Regions from separate parts of the Homo sapiens genome. Here region 1 is linked to region 2. A link is a contact called in ENCODE Hi-C data. All regions are on one chromosome and are shown on one strand. Each heading gives the region's core, a stretch centred on a gene start or an enhancer-like site at or near the end of the contact. The rest is flanking DNA. Distances are from core to core; before and after follow the strand shown.

The links. Hi-C counts contacts between places; a loop is a spot of excess contacts on that map. Pooled maps may share reads with other maps.
Region 1: a loop to region 2 is called in a pooled map, with 2.2 times the contacts of the local background. The contact joins the promoter of S100A10 here to the promoter of RIIAD1 in region 2. A Hi-C loop is called at or near these places in 2 of 168 maps with a recorded cell type or tissue (K562 and left cardiac atrium) and 8 of 50 pooled maps.

The regions. Positions count from the first base shown.
Region 1 is chr1:151,989,081-151,995,191 of GRCh38, forward strand. It overlaps S100A10 (S100 calcium binding protein A10), which reads right to left and starts at 4,779. Exons shown (of 3, transcript NM_002966.3): 1 at 4,672-4,779. RefSeq lists an enhancer at 2,819-4,018 and silencers at 4,587-4,886, 4,897-4,946, 5,077-5,206.
Region 2 is chr1:151,720,258-151,726,519 of GRCh38, forward strand. It overlaps RIIAD1 (regulatory subunit of type II PKA R-subunit domain containing 1), which reads left to right and starts at 1,265. Exons shown (of 5, transcript NM_001144956.3): 1 at 1,265-1,363; 2 at 1,829-1,905. The coding sequence starts at 1,280. RefSeq lists a silencer at 1,150-1,219.

The DNA.
Region 1 (6,111 bases), core at 3,529-6,028, 270 kb after region 2:
GGGTAAGGACCTCTAAATTTTAAAAAGGCTAATTTTAGGAGGTTCTAAGAAATACAAGTTGTCAGCTGAGGAAATCCTGGCCACCCTTGAGTATCTTCTTCAGGAGAGCAAGGTGAGTCTACCTCACACTGTGTGAGTGCTTAGGTCTGAAGTCACTCAGTCGCATGCCTCTCTTGCCCACAGCCATTACGAAGTGACGGAGCTTCCTTCTCTGAAGTTACATCCTTCTCCCACTTGGTCTTCCCCTCCCCTCCTCCCCCAGCGGTTTTATTCAGTGGATGGATTGTGAATATTGCAGCCAGCTGACTCCCTGTGTGTCCAGTAGGCCTTCTGCAATAAGGATGCAGAGGAGGGAGTAGCCAGGAGGTGAAAATAGCATTGAAAATCAGTGGAGAAGCCCTTGTCTCCTCAGCAACCAGTACCCCAAAGGGCACTGACCAGGGCCACAGCAAGGAACTCTGTTTTGGGGAAGGAGTTGCACACTGGCTTTAAAATAAGACAAAGGAAAGGGGGAAATGTTGTGATTAAAACTCTGTTCTCTTGGCTAGAGGATGAATCATGTAACTCTTGTCTGAGTGCAGCCAATGGTTGCCCAACTGAGTCAGCCCTGCCTGGCCCTCCGTTCTTGGGTGGGGCTTGCCTGGGCAGGGCTGTCTGCAGCACTGCTAGCTGCCAAAACTGAAGTTCTTCAGGGACTTCAATCTGGCATTTCCACCCTCACGTAGCCACTCTGCAAGCTCTATTCCTGGACAGATGTGGGCTTCCTGCATCCTGGTTAGACACATTTTGACAGGAGGGCCTTGGGGCTGGGGCTGAGGGGCTGCAGTGTCCTCTCTATCCCCAATAACGTACTCTTGCACCTGAAACATTCAATTTCATTTAATTGTTTACTTGTCTGCCTGAGATTTAAGCTTCTCTTGATTAAGAACTACAAATTATTCTGCTTTTATTCATGGAGCACTATATAACTGTTATGTGCATAAATGAACCACACAATCCCTTGGGCAGTAGCTGAGGTGCAGGTGTGATTACCCAGGACTAGGCTGAAAGCCTTGTAGCTCAGAGCTCAGGAGGACGATGTGAGAGCTGGGAAGGGCCAGGAAAGGGGCCCCAAAAGTGTTCAACTATGAACGGAACAGTAGATAGAGTACACAGGAGTGCACATTCCATACGCAAAAGGAAAAATATGTGTCCTGCTAAACAGGTCTAGTCAGAATGACATGACTGTGCTCCTTCTCTTCTAACACTTGCTATTTTCTCGTGTTTCATTCATCCCATCTTCTACTTTTTGCTTTTCTAGTGCTGCTATCTCACTGCTGAGCTCCACAGGATAATAACAGCCTTGCTGTCCACTCACCTTTTATTGAAGTATTCTAATCTGATGCCTATACATGCCCTCTACATGTTTGTCTGAGCAACAGGTCTTAAGAAGGGAGGCGGAGACATCTTTCTCTGCATAGTTTTCTCTATGGAAAACAATTCTGGACTCCACAAATTTAGTTACCTTAGGAGGAATTCAATTTTCCATTTTTGGTTCTCCCTCCCTGAGCACCTACTTTGAATGTCCCAGACATGGTGTTAGGCATGAGGGTGTTCACACACACATACACACATGCACACACACACAAAGCTCTCCATGGTGCTTGCCTTTGAGGAGTTCACCAGCTAATGGAATACTATTAAAGCATTTGGCCTGAATTCTAGTTATTTGTGTTTCTGTTTCTTTCCTCACTAGGTTGCAGGTTTTTTGAGCAGGGTCCCAATAGCCAGTGCCCCAGCCCTCATAGAGCCTGCTCGATGAATTGTTAAGAAATTGATAATGATGTATTTTGGTTGTCCTGCGAGTAGCAGACAAGCAGGAGTCCTCCTCAGAAAAGTGTCTGCTCCTGAAAAATCTCAAATGTTTGCTTTGGACCTATGCCCAGATCCCGGCTGCAGTTTCAAAGAGGACACTTCTGCAGAGTGAGTCGGACTTGCTTTGCTCCTCTGTGTCTTGTCCATACCCTAGTTTTCTTACAGCCCACCCAGAAAATAAACGGCAGGGTGTCAGTAAAAACAAACATCTGTTATTTAAAATATGTTTGAGGTTTCCTTCCTTTTGCTTTAGAAATTTTGGAGTTTTTAAAATTGAACCCAGAAGGCATTCTTAAATTTGATCTCTGAAGGGAATTCAGAAAAAATGAGTTGAAGCAATGGATCTGGATCCAGGCTGTCTCTCTCACCTCTCACCAACTAAAACTTGCCCACTAAAGAACTGGGCAGCAAAGGAACGTTTCAGATGCAATTCAATAGGAAGAAAGAACTTGGAAGAAACCTCCTTCAATCTAACCAACTACATCAATTTTTCCTTAAAGAATGCTTAGGCATCAGCCTAATCAGCCAACATAGCTACTGTCAAAACTGCTTTTAGTTAAATCCTTTGGTAGGATGGGTGGTATTTATTTAGTAAAGGGATAGAAAGTGCTGAAAATTGTTTAAAAGAAGTACATTCTTTCTTTTTGCTTTTGATGTGGATTCCTAAATTTGTTGAGTCCCCAGAAAAATGAGAAACTTAAGATGTTAAAATTTTAGTCCAGCTTTCTCAGCACTTTGAGTGCTAATTTATACATTATAATCCTGAAAGAATTCCATTGTTTCTCTCAACTTTACGCTTTAAAAGACTGGACTGTGTCCAAGGGTATACCAAGTGGGTTGTGCTCTACAAAAGTCACATTTTTTGAACTGTCAGTAGAAAGCAGGGAGGCACACAGTCTCAGCTCCACCCTGACCTCACTGGAGTGGCTGCTTAGGAGGCTGGCCAGCACACGGGAGGAAAGGGGCCTATATGATGTGTCGGAGAAAAGCTAGGAAGAGCATCACCCAGAAAGCAGGGTAAGACCCAAAAATTGCTTCATGCCCAGTAGACCAAAAAAATTGTAAGAACCTAGATAAGAAACTCCAAATGGTGGATCAAGGGCCACAGTGAAGAAACTATCCTCTGGCTGTGAAGGAACAAATACACCATTTGGAAGGGATGATTAAAGAGAAACTGGATAGGAATCTGTGGGGGCAGGGCCGATGAAGAAACTTCCAATAAGTTATATGAACTCATTCCCACTCCAACCCCTGGCATTATCTTTTGCAATTTGCTGAAACATGTTGGAGGCAAAGATCACCGACTGGGTGTTTCCATGAGCCTGGCCTCACCTAAAACGCACAACATAAAACTCCATTCCTGGAGACTGAAACTCAAGCTTCTGGGGAAAAATATCCGCAACAACTGCAAACCTCTTAGCGGGAAAAGCTACCTCCCAAGTAAGGCTGAGGCAGGCTGCCAGGCGCATACTGGCCGATAACGAAAAGCGGTCTCGCCAAGGCCCTGCAGATCTAATTACTGCCCTCACCGGCAGTTCAGTCGAGAAACCTCTCCTGCAGACTGGCAGCCAGACCAGGTGTGACTCACTTCCTCTTGGAAAATGCCCTCTGAGATGGCACAGTTCTCCTTTTCCTTCAGGGAGTGTTCTGTCCAAACCATCCACCGAGAGTATCTGCAACCGGCCACACCCACATGGTCTCACAGCTGAGTCACAGGCCTCAGACCACTGGGAGAATCCTGGAGCCCTTTGTGCTAACCACGCCCTGCAGAAGCTCCCGCAGAGACGGAACTGGGTGGGGGCAGAAAACGGGGTGGGCTTAATGCATCCCAGAATCTGGCTTAGGGCTCCCCTGTGCTGGCCTGGCTTGGAGCGCTCTGCATTCCACCCCAGCCAACAAGGCAGAGCTCCTGGTTTCACTTAGGCAGAGCTGGACTGAGGCTGGACAGGCAGCAGTGTCCACGGCTAGGGGCAGCGCCATTCCTTCGGCCAAAGCACAGGTGGTGAACCAAGTACCAAAGGCACGTCTGTCTGTTTCACTGCACCGGGCCAAATTAATCTATGATTGGAAGATCCTTCATCAAGCCTGCTCTTCCTCCATCTCTTTCTGGTTCCACTTATTAAGACAGCAAGGGAACCCTTTCAGTAGAGAAACCACGTCACACAGGGCCCTCTCCCACAAACCCCAGCCAAACTGCTGTAGAAAGAAAACAAGTGGACCTCCCTCCCTCAGCAGGAAGACCCTTTCCGTCGAGCAGACAACAGGAAGCCCCGACCAGAAACGCCTGTTTGGCCGACGGACTAAGGGTTACGGAAGGGACGCCCCAGCTGCCTACTCGTCCTACCCGCGCCTACTTGGGCGGTACAGCCGGGAGCAGGCTACGAACATGCAGACCCGGCCTGCGAGCGGAACCCACCAAGAAACACGCCAGCCAGGGCAGGGGCGTGTAGGAGGGATTCGGTAACCCGAGAGACGAGTGGGAAAGTAGGAAAGGTGGGAGTAAAGCAACGCAAACATAAAGGGAGGAGGGAAGAGGTTCAGGCGCACCAATACCACGGTCCCCTCCTAAAGAACAAGTGCCCCCTCCTCTGGTCCGCGTGGGTCTGGGGGCGGCCGCGCCCGGGCCGGGGAGGGGCGCTGCTGGCCTCGTTTGGGTGTGGCCCGGAGCACTGAGCAGCGGATTCCCCACCAGCCGCTCCCCGCCCAGCCCCGCGGTGCTCCGGACGCCCCGCGAAGCCGGGTGCAGGGTTTTCCCCGGGCAGCAGGTCCGGGCCTGGGGACTACCCAGGAGGGGCGCGTGGGCCGGGCGGAGCTCACCTTGGCCGAGGCGCGGCGGACGCTGGGCGAGCTGGGCGAGCTGGACGCGGGGCGGAGAGGCGAGCGCGGCGGGCTGTGCGCCTTCCTTAGTACGTGCGGCGGGTGGGTAGAGGGAGGCGGCGCGGGAGCGGGAGGAGCCTGGCGGGCGCTCGGCAGGGCGCTCCCCCAGCCCTGTCTCCTCCCCCTCTTCCTGCCCCCGACTCCCCCGACCCCGGGCGCGCGGCCCACGCCCTGCCCTCGCTCCCGGACCCGCCTCGCAGAGGCCTCGCCCGCCCCAGACAGAGCGTTCTTGTAAACTTCTCTTCAGTAGAAACGGTCCTGCTCTCGAATATTTCAGGGCATCCCCACCCTGAGCCTGCCCTTCCTCTCGGGTTTGGTTTTAGAAAGTGTACAAATCAAAGAACCCGGCCGTCCTGCGGGTGGGGCACGCTGGCGCAGAACCAGAGGTAACCGGCTCTGCGGCCACCTACGGGTCTAGGAATTACTTGCTGGATGACCCTGCAGGGAGTGGCACGTGGAGTCCTATCGACCTCAGAGGCACTATCAGATTAGCCCTAGGAGGTCCGTCTGGGGGTCTCGGCGGCCTGCGCCAGTGGAGGGGCGGCACCTCCCCAGAAGCCGGGCTTCCCGCCCCACCGGCCCGCGAGGTGCCGCAGGGAGGGTGCGGTTTGGCTTGTCAGCACCCAGGGGCGTCACAAACCCTTTGTTGAACAGGGGATTTACCCCTTTGTGTGGCGTCACTTGATCAATAGTTCAGTTTCAGTGTGGCTAATAGTGTTAAAAACTGGCCGGGCGCGGTGGCTCACGCCTGTAATCCCAACACTTTGGGAGGCCGAGGCGGGCGGATCACCTCAGGTCAGGAGTTCAACACCAGCTTAGCCAACATGGTGAAACCTTGTCTCTACTGATACAAAAATTAGCCGGGAGTGGTGATGCGCGCCTGTAATCCCAGGAGACTGAGGCATGAGAATCGCTTGAACCTGGGAGACAGAGGTTGCAGTGAGCCGAGATCGCACCACTGCACTCCAGCCTGGGTGACAGAGTGAGACTCTGTCTCAAAAAAAAAAAAAAAAAAGAAAAAAGAAAAAAAGAAAAGAAAAAGGTTAAAAACTAAGTTTCCAAGGCAGTATGCTGTGGTCCTTGAAAAGTCCTTTAGAAGAATTTTCTGGAATAAATTTAGAGAAAACCTAAGTGTTTCCTAGGGGATGCTTACCAACTCCTCGCCCCTCCCCCGCCCGCCCTCTTTTATTTTAATTGTGACTCAGGGTTAAATACAAACTACTAGCAGCTGTTGGTGGAAAAGAGCCCAATCCCAAACTCTGGGGTTTTCCTTTGTTCCCAAGGGAGGCCTTGGGAGGAATGAATGATCCTAAAGGAATGAGCAGACCTGGGGAATCCTCCAAGTGCCACCTCTGACTAATATTGGCTGTTGCCAGGAAA
Region 2 (6,262 bases), core at 15-2,514:
CACCACCAGCTTCTCTGGAGGGAGTATGGGGAGAAAAGACAGATCTTGGCCAAGAGGAACCATTATCTCTGGTTAACCTCTTGCTCCTGCCGGGAAAAAAAAAATCACTTCTGACAGATGGCAGCTTATCTCTCTCTCACTCTATTAACTCTCTCTCTTAAAAAAAGACAATCAACCAAAATGATCACTAACCAAGATGGGGTTCCTGGGAAGTGGCTTGTAGCCCACTACCTAATTTACTTCTTGTGGTTTTCCCTGGCTTGGGAACTGCCAACACTTTCACTTCTTTTCCTCAGTCTTTGCTGGAAAGGACAGAAGCAGACCAATGATAACCCCTCCACGGCCAGGGCCTAATGCTGAGCTTGTTTCTCATGGTATTTTCTTGCTCCTTAGGGCAGTTGTTCACAAATCTGAAAAGACAGCCTCCCTTTTTTCTCCTGCTTCTCAGAAGGCCTCTGCTGAGCACGATCTCTGTGGGGGTAGGAGCTCGGCATGTGTGTATTGACAGACAGGCTCATGCCCTTTCTCGTGGCTATTTTCAGCTCTCTGGCTTTATGTTTCACTTTCTCTTCTTAATTAGATACTAGAAGAACAAATCTTGAAGACCAAATTCCCTTTCTCCTCCCGTATTCAGTTGGGAGTGGAATAAAATAATTTAGAATTTATGAGGAGCCCAGGGTGAAGAGAAAGTTAATCTACACAAAAAAGTCAGTCCAAGAGGGGGAAATTCTGGCAGAATGTCCCCCAGGTCCTTTCCAGCATCTTTAGTCGGACAGAACGTTCCTTCCTTTGCAGAACTCAGCTCACTCTATGTTCTGGGGTGCTTCCACGTTGTTTGAAGAATCCACGGCTCCAGTGTCGAATGTGTACCGGACAGAGGGACGGGTTGGCTTCTGGGACAGTGGAAAGGGAAGAAGCTTGGGTTCTCTTTCCCCAGTACTAGGCTTCCTCTAGCTTCTGTCCAAGTGAGGGAGTCTGGAAGCAGATTCGGGGAGACCTTTTTTCCTGTTTTACTCTAGAGCTAACAAAAAAACCCTGAAGTTGGGTGGGGTCAAAAAGGGCTCATTCCACATACAATTAAGTCCAGAAATCAGTCCCCCAATCCGGGAAAGGCGATCCTTTAGAGACCCACCCCCCAAGCCCCCGCCCCGGAGCTCACCCCTCAGTTCCCTCAGCCCCTAGCCCCTGCTTCGCTGAAGGGGCCGGGCTTGGGGGCAGGGCGGGGCCGGGGGCGGGGCCTCGCCGGCTCGCGGCCGGTCGCCTTGACGACCGCAGCAAGATGGAGACGCTGCCAGGCTTGCTGCAGCGGCCCGACCCCGGGGCGCTTAGCGCAGCGCAGCTGGAGCAGCTGCGAAAATTCAAGGTGGGTGCGCCCGCGCCCCCATCCAGCGTCCACCAAAGTGTAGCTGCCCCAGGACTGGGGCCCCAGACTGGGAAGAGAGCCGCCGAGAGAAGGGGAGCGGGAGCCTGTTCCCTGATAAAGTGGGGAGGGCGCAGGGGAGACCCCCGGCGGACCTCTAGGCGTCTGATCCCAGCACAGAGCGCGACGGGCATCTGAGAGTGCAGGAAGAACTAACTCAGGGACTCGGCCAGAGAAATGGGCCGAAATTACTGCCAGACACATCCGACCTTAGTAAAGGCCCCTCATCCTGAACAAGCGGCAGAATGATATTTTATCTGTAAGAAGATGGGTGGCTTAAACTTTCAAGCATCCTGGGGAAAGACTTGGGTTAAATGCGCACGCCGTTTCCCGCAGCCCTTCACATCTCCAGGGCTGAACCCTGAATCTGTCTCCTAATGGAAGTGACCCTTTGTTCTTGCCCCCCAGATTCAGACTCGGATTGCTAACGAAAAGTACCTAAGGACCCACAAAGAAGTAGAGTGGCTCATAAGTGGTTTCTTCAGGTAGGTGGTTTTCCAGGCTCTGGGATTTGTGGCACGCAGGGTTTTCTTCGTTATCTCTAGAGGTTTCCTTCAGTTATCTCTAAATTCTTAAAAATATGTCTATTCATTTACTTTAACCATAAGGATAAATACATACCTTATGACACTTGGAAGAGGGAATTTGGCGTTGCGAAACCCAACAGCCATCCACTGGGTGTAGAACACTATTCTCAACCATAGGAGCTTAACAAAATCACTAGTTGAACTTAAAACAAAAATCAGTTGTCTGGTTGGCCCTTCCCTACTTGAAAACATTACTGTAGAAAAATTCCAAGGGTTGGAAGCCACTCTTTTCTTGGGGAAGAGAAGACAATTTACCAGCGTATCCTGGAATATGTTCTTTCCTTCCCCCACCCTCCTTTCAGCCTGGCATTTGCTTGAATGGAAACATATCCTAATGGGATGAAGAAGGAGAATTAAAAAAATAAATCACGGAGCATCAGTGGATGAAAACAATAGAGCTATCTCAAATGCTGTTTGGTTATAGACAAATAGACAAGGTTTAAATAATTATAATGGCACCCATCTCCAGGCATTGTGCTGTTCCCCTACATTAGCACTTACCACACTGTATTGTAATTGAGCTGTCAATCTTCTGTTACTGGTCCAAAGCTCCGAGCTTGTGGAGTGTGTTTGTGTTCTCAGTGCCCACGCAGTGTGTGGCATCTTGGAACACTTTTGCTGATCCTCCCAGCACCTCCACAAAAGACAGGTGATTGTCATTTTTATTTTATAAGTGAGAAAATTTAAGCTTAGAAAGGTGAAGTACCTTCCCAAAGTTGCTGAACCAGGATTCAAACCCCTGGTTTTCCCACTGTATTGTGCTGTAAGCAGTCGGTCCCCATTTCCCCTCTGGACTGTGTGCTTATAGCCAGAGGTGGGCCCTCCCTTGTCTTCTCAAAAGTTGGCGAGGTCAGGCAAGGTGGCTCATGCCTGTAATCCCAGCACTTTGGGAGGCCGAGGCGGGTGGATCACCTGAGGTCGGGAGTTCGAGACCAGCCTGACCAACATGGTGAAACCCCGTCTCTACTAAAAATACAAAATTAGCCAGGCGTGGTGGCACATGCCTGTAATCCCAGCTACTTGAGAGGCTGAGGCAGGAGAATCGCTTGAACCCAGGAGGCAAAGGTTGCAGTGAGCTGGGATTGCTCCATTGCACTCTAGCCTGGGCAACAAGAGCAAAACTCCATCGCAAACAAACAAAAAAAAGTTGGCCAGGCAGATGCGTTGGCTCACGCCTGTGATCCCAGCACTTTGGGAGGCTGAGAGGGGTGGATCACTTGAGGCCAGGAGTTCGAGACCTGCCTGGCCAACATGAGGAAACCCTGTCTCTACTAAAAATACAAAAATTAGTCAGGCGTGGTGGCACGTGCCTGTAATCCCAGCTACCTGGGAGACTGAGGCAGGAGAATCGCTTAAACCTGGGAGGCAGAGGTTGCAGTGAGCCGAGATTGCGCCACTGCACTCCAGCCTGGGCGACAGAGCAAGATTCTATCTCATGAAATAAAAATTAAAAAAACTCACTATTCATATTATAGACGTTTCTCCAAGTGGCAACAAATTCTCAGAGGGCAGATAGGGGAAGGAAACAGAGAAAACTGAAACCTATCCAGTTATGAAGGTTGGCCAGGGATAAGCCTTGGGCAAAAGAGAGTTTAGGGATCCTCTGTCAATATCAGACCTGAGGATCAGGCCGTCACCTTTTGCAACTTTTCTTCTAAAGGGAAATAAGATGATATCGTTCCTATCCTGGGGAGCTTGCTCTCCAAGTTAGTAGTAGTTCCAGCAGAGAGATTGGGGATAGAAGTTAAAAGCTGAAACTAAATCAACATTTGCATTGCTCACAAACAACAGGATTAGAATGCTTGGGGTTGATGAATAAGAATGAGTTGTTTCAGTCACCTGTCAGAGATGGCCTTGATTCTCTCTTTGTCCAGGAACAGTTTCCAGGAGCAGCCTGGGTATCTGAGACTGGCTGCTGTGGGAACAGCCCCAGATACTTCCTTTCCTTTCTTACCATGTTCCTGTCAAGGCCAGGTAGGCCACCAGGTTTTTCTTTTTGCTGTCCCTAAAGCTACTCTACCTGAAATTCTTCTGACCTCTTTTCCTGGGTGGAGCTTGCAGAGGGTTTAGTGTTTGAAGTTTTAGGGTTTACTTTTGTTTGTTTGGTGTCATTGTTCCCTTTGATTGGTACCGGGATGAACCAGAATCAGCTTCTGTCCCTGCTGGCCACCTCACATGGTCCTTCCTATGAGAAAAGAAGAAGGGAGAAGTGAGGGCAGAGTCCTGAGCACCGTGCCTGTCCTTGTCTGTTCTGCAGATATCTGCTGTTGATACATTCCAAGCCAAAAGAAGCTCTGAAGGGTTCTTTCTGGGAAGCAAACTCCCCACTTGGGTTTTTTAGATCCTAATGATTTATGGCCATTCAGCCACAATTCTCCAGCCTATATTGGTAAATACAGCGTACCAAACTCTTAACACCTTGAGTTTTGGACCTGAAAAATGGAAAGAGTAGGAATCTGACTTATTTTAAGGTACACAGAAACCTCAGGTTTTGTGCTGCAGATATGATAGATAGCCAGGTATGAAATTGTAGAAAGTATTTTTTTTTTTTTTGAGACGGAGTCTCGCTCTGTCGCTTAGGCTGGAGTGCAGTGGTGCGATCTCAGCTCACTGCAACCTCCGCCTCCCGTATTCACGCCATTCTCCTGCCTCAGCCTCCTGAGTAGCTAGGACTATAGGCACCCGCCACCACGCCCGGCTAATTATTTTGCATTTTTTTTTTTTTAGTAGAGACGGGGTTTCACTGCGTTAGCCAGGATGGTCTTGATCTCCTGACCTCATGATCCACCTGCCTGGGCCTCCCAAAGTGCTGGGATTACAGGCATGAGCCACCGCACCTCGCCTTTTTTTTTTTTTTTTTTTTGGAGACGAAGTCTCCCACTGTCATCTGGGCTGGAGTGCAGTGGCGCAATATCGGCTCACTGCAGCCTCCACCTCCTGAGTTCAAGCTATTCTCCTGCCTCCACCTCCCAAGTAGCTGGGATTACAGGTGCCTGCCACCAGGCCCGGCTAATTTTTTGTATTTTTAGTAGAGATGGGGTTTCACTATGTTGGCCAGGCTGGTCTCAAACTCCTGTCCTCGTGATCTGCCTGCCTCGGCCTCCCAAAGTGCTGGGATTACAAATACAGCAGTAATCATGTCCTTCCTTGGCTGGAAAAATCTTCAGTAGTTCCACAACGTTGCTTTTTTGGGTTTGTTTTTAAAAATTCTATTGAAATATACTGAAAAGTGACATATCCTAAGCTGGATGAACTGTCAGAGGGTGAAAATACACATGGTACTATTGTTCAGATGAAGAAATAGAACCTTACCAACACCTCACATCCTTTGTGCCCCTCCCAGTCACTCCCCTTAAAACAGTAGCCAGTATCCTGACTTCTACTAGCACGGATTTATTGTGCGCTTTTGTATTTTATATGAATGGAATTTTACACTATGTGCTCTTTTGTGCCTGTTTCCTTTTGCTCAGTCGTATCTTGTAGATCCTCCATTCTCACTGCTGTATAATATTCCAGCATGTGTTATGCCATGTTTTGTCTATTTCCATTGTCTTTCAGATTGAGTATAAATGTCCCTCCCCAGCATTCAAGGCTCTCCGTAATAGAACCTCTTCTGTTTCCCACTACTCCCTGCATGCGTCCCTCACTCAAGCCAGACCACATTTCTGCTCATTCTGCTGACCCTATGGAGCTCAGGCACAGATGCCTCTTGAGTGCTCTTTTGGACTCAAGATAGAAAGGTGTCTACAACCCACTTCCTACTCTCAAGGAAGTCATAGTCTATAGAACACAAACTGTTTCTCTTTCTGGGCCTTTGCTCTTGCTGTTTCCCTGGATCTGGAATGTTTTTGTCCCTCAACCCTCATCCTGCCTACTACAATCCCATGTGTACTTCAAGGGTCCTCTCAAATGCCAGCTGCTCTGTGAAGATTGTTGGGGTCCCCCTCTCAGTAACCTCTCTCCCCACTCTGATCTCCCAGAGCACTATTTAATACTCCTCTTTAGCACTTGTCAGAGGTTCCTTGGCCTTTTGGACATTTGGAAACTAACCTCTTCCTTTTTACTTACCTGTAAATTATTTGAGGTAGGGCTATATTTTATTTTATTTTGAAAAAAGCAGTCACTCATATCTAGTGCAATTACTTGCACATAATTTGTGCCCAATAATTATCAAAATGAATTGAAGGAGAAGGGGGGCAAAATTCTTGAAGGTTAGGAAGGAGGGGCTTCTTGGGGAGTTGGGAGGCCTTGGCCA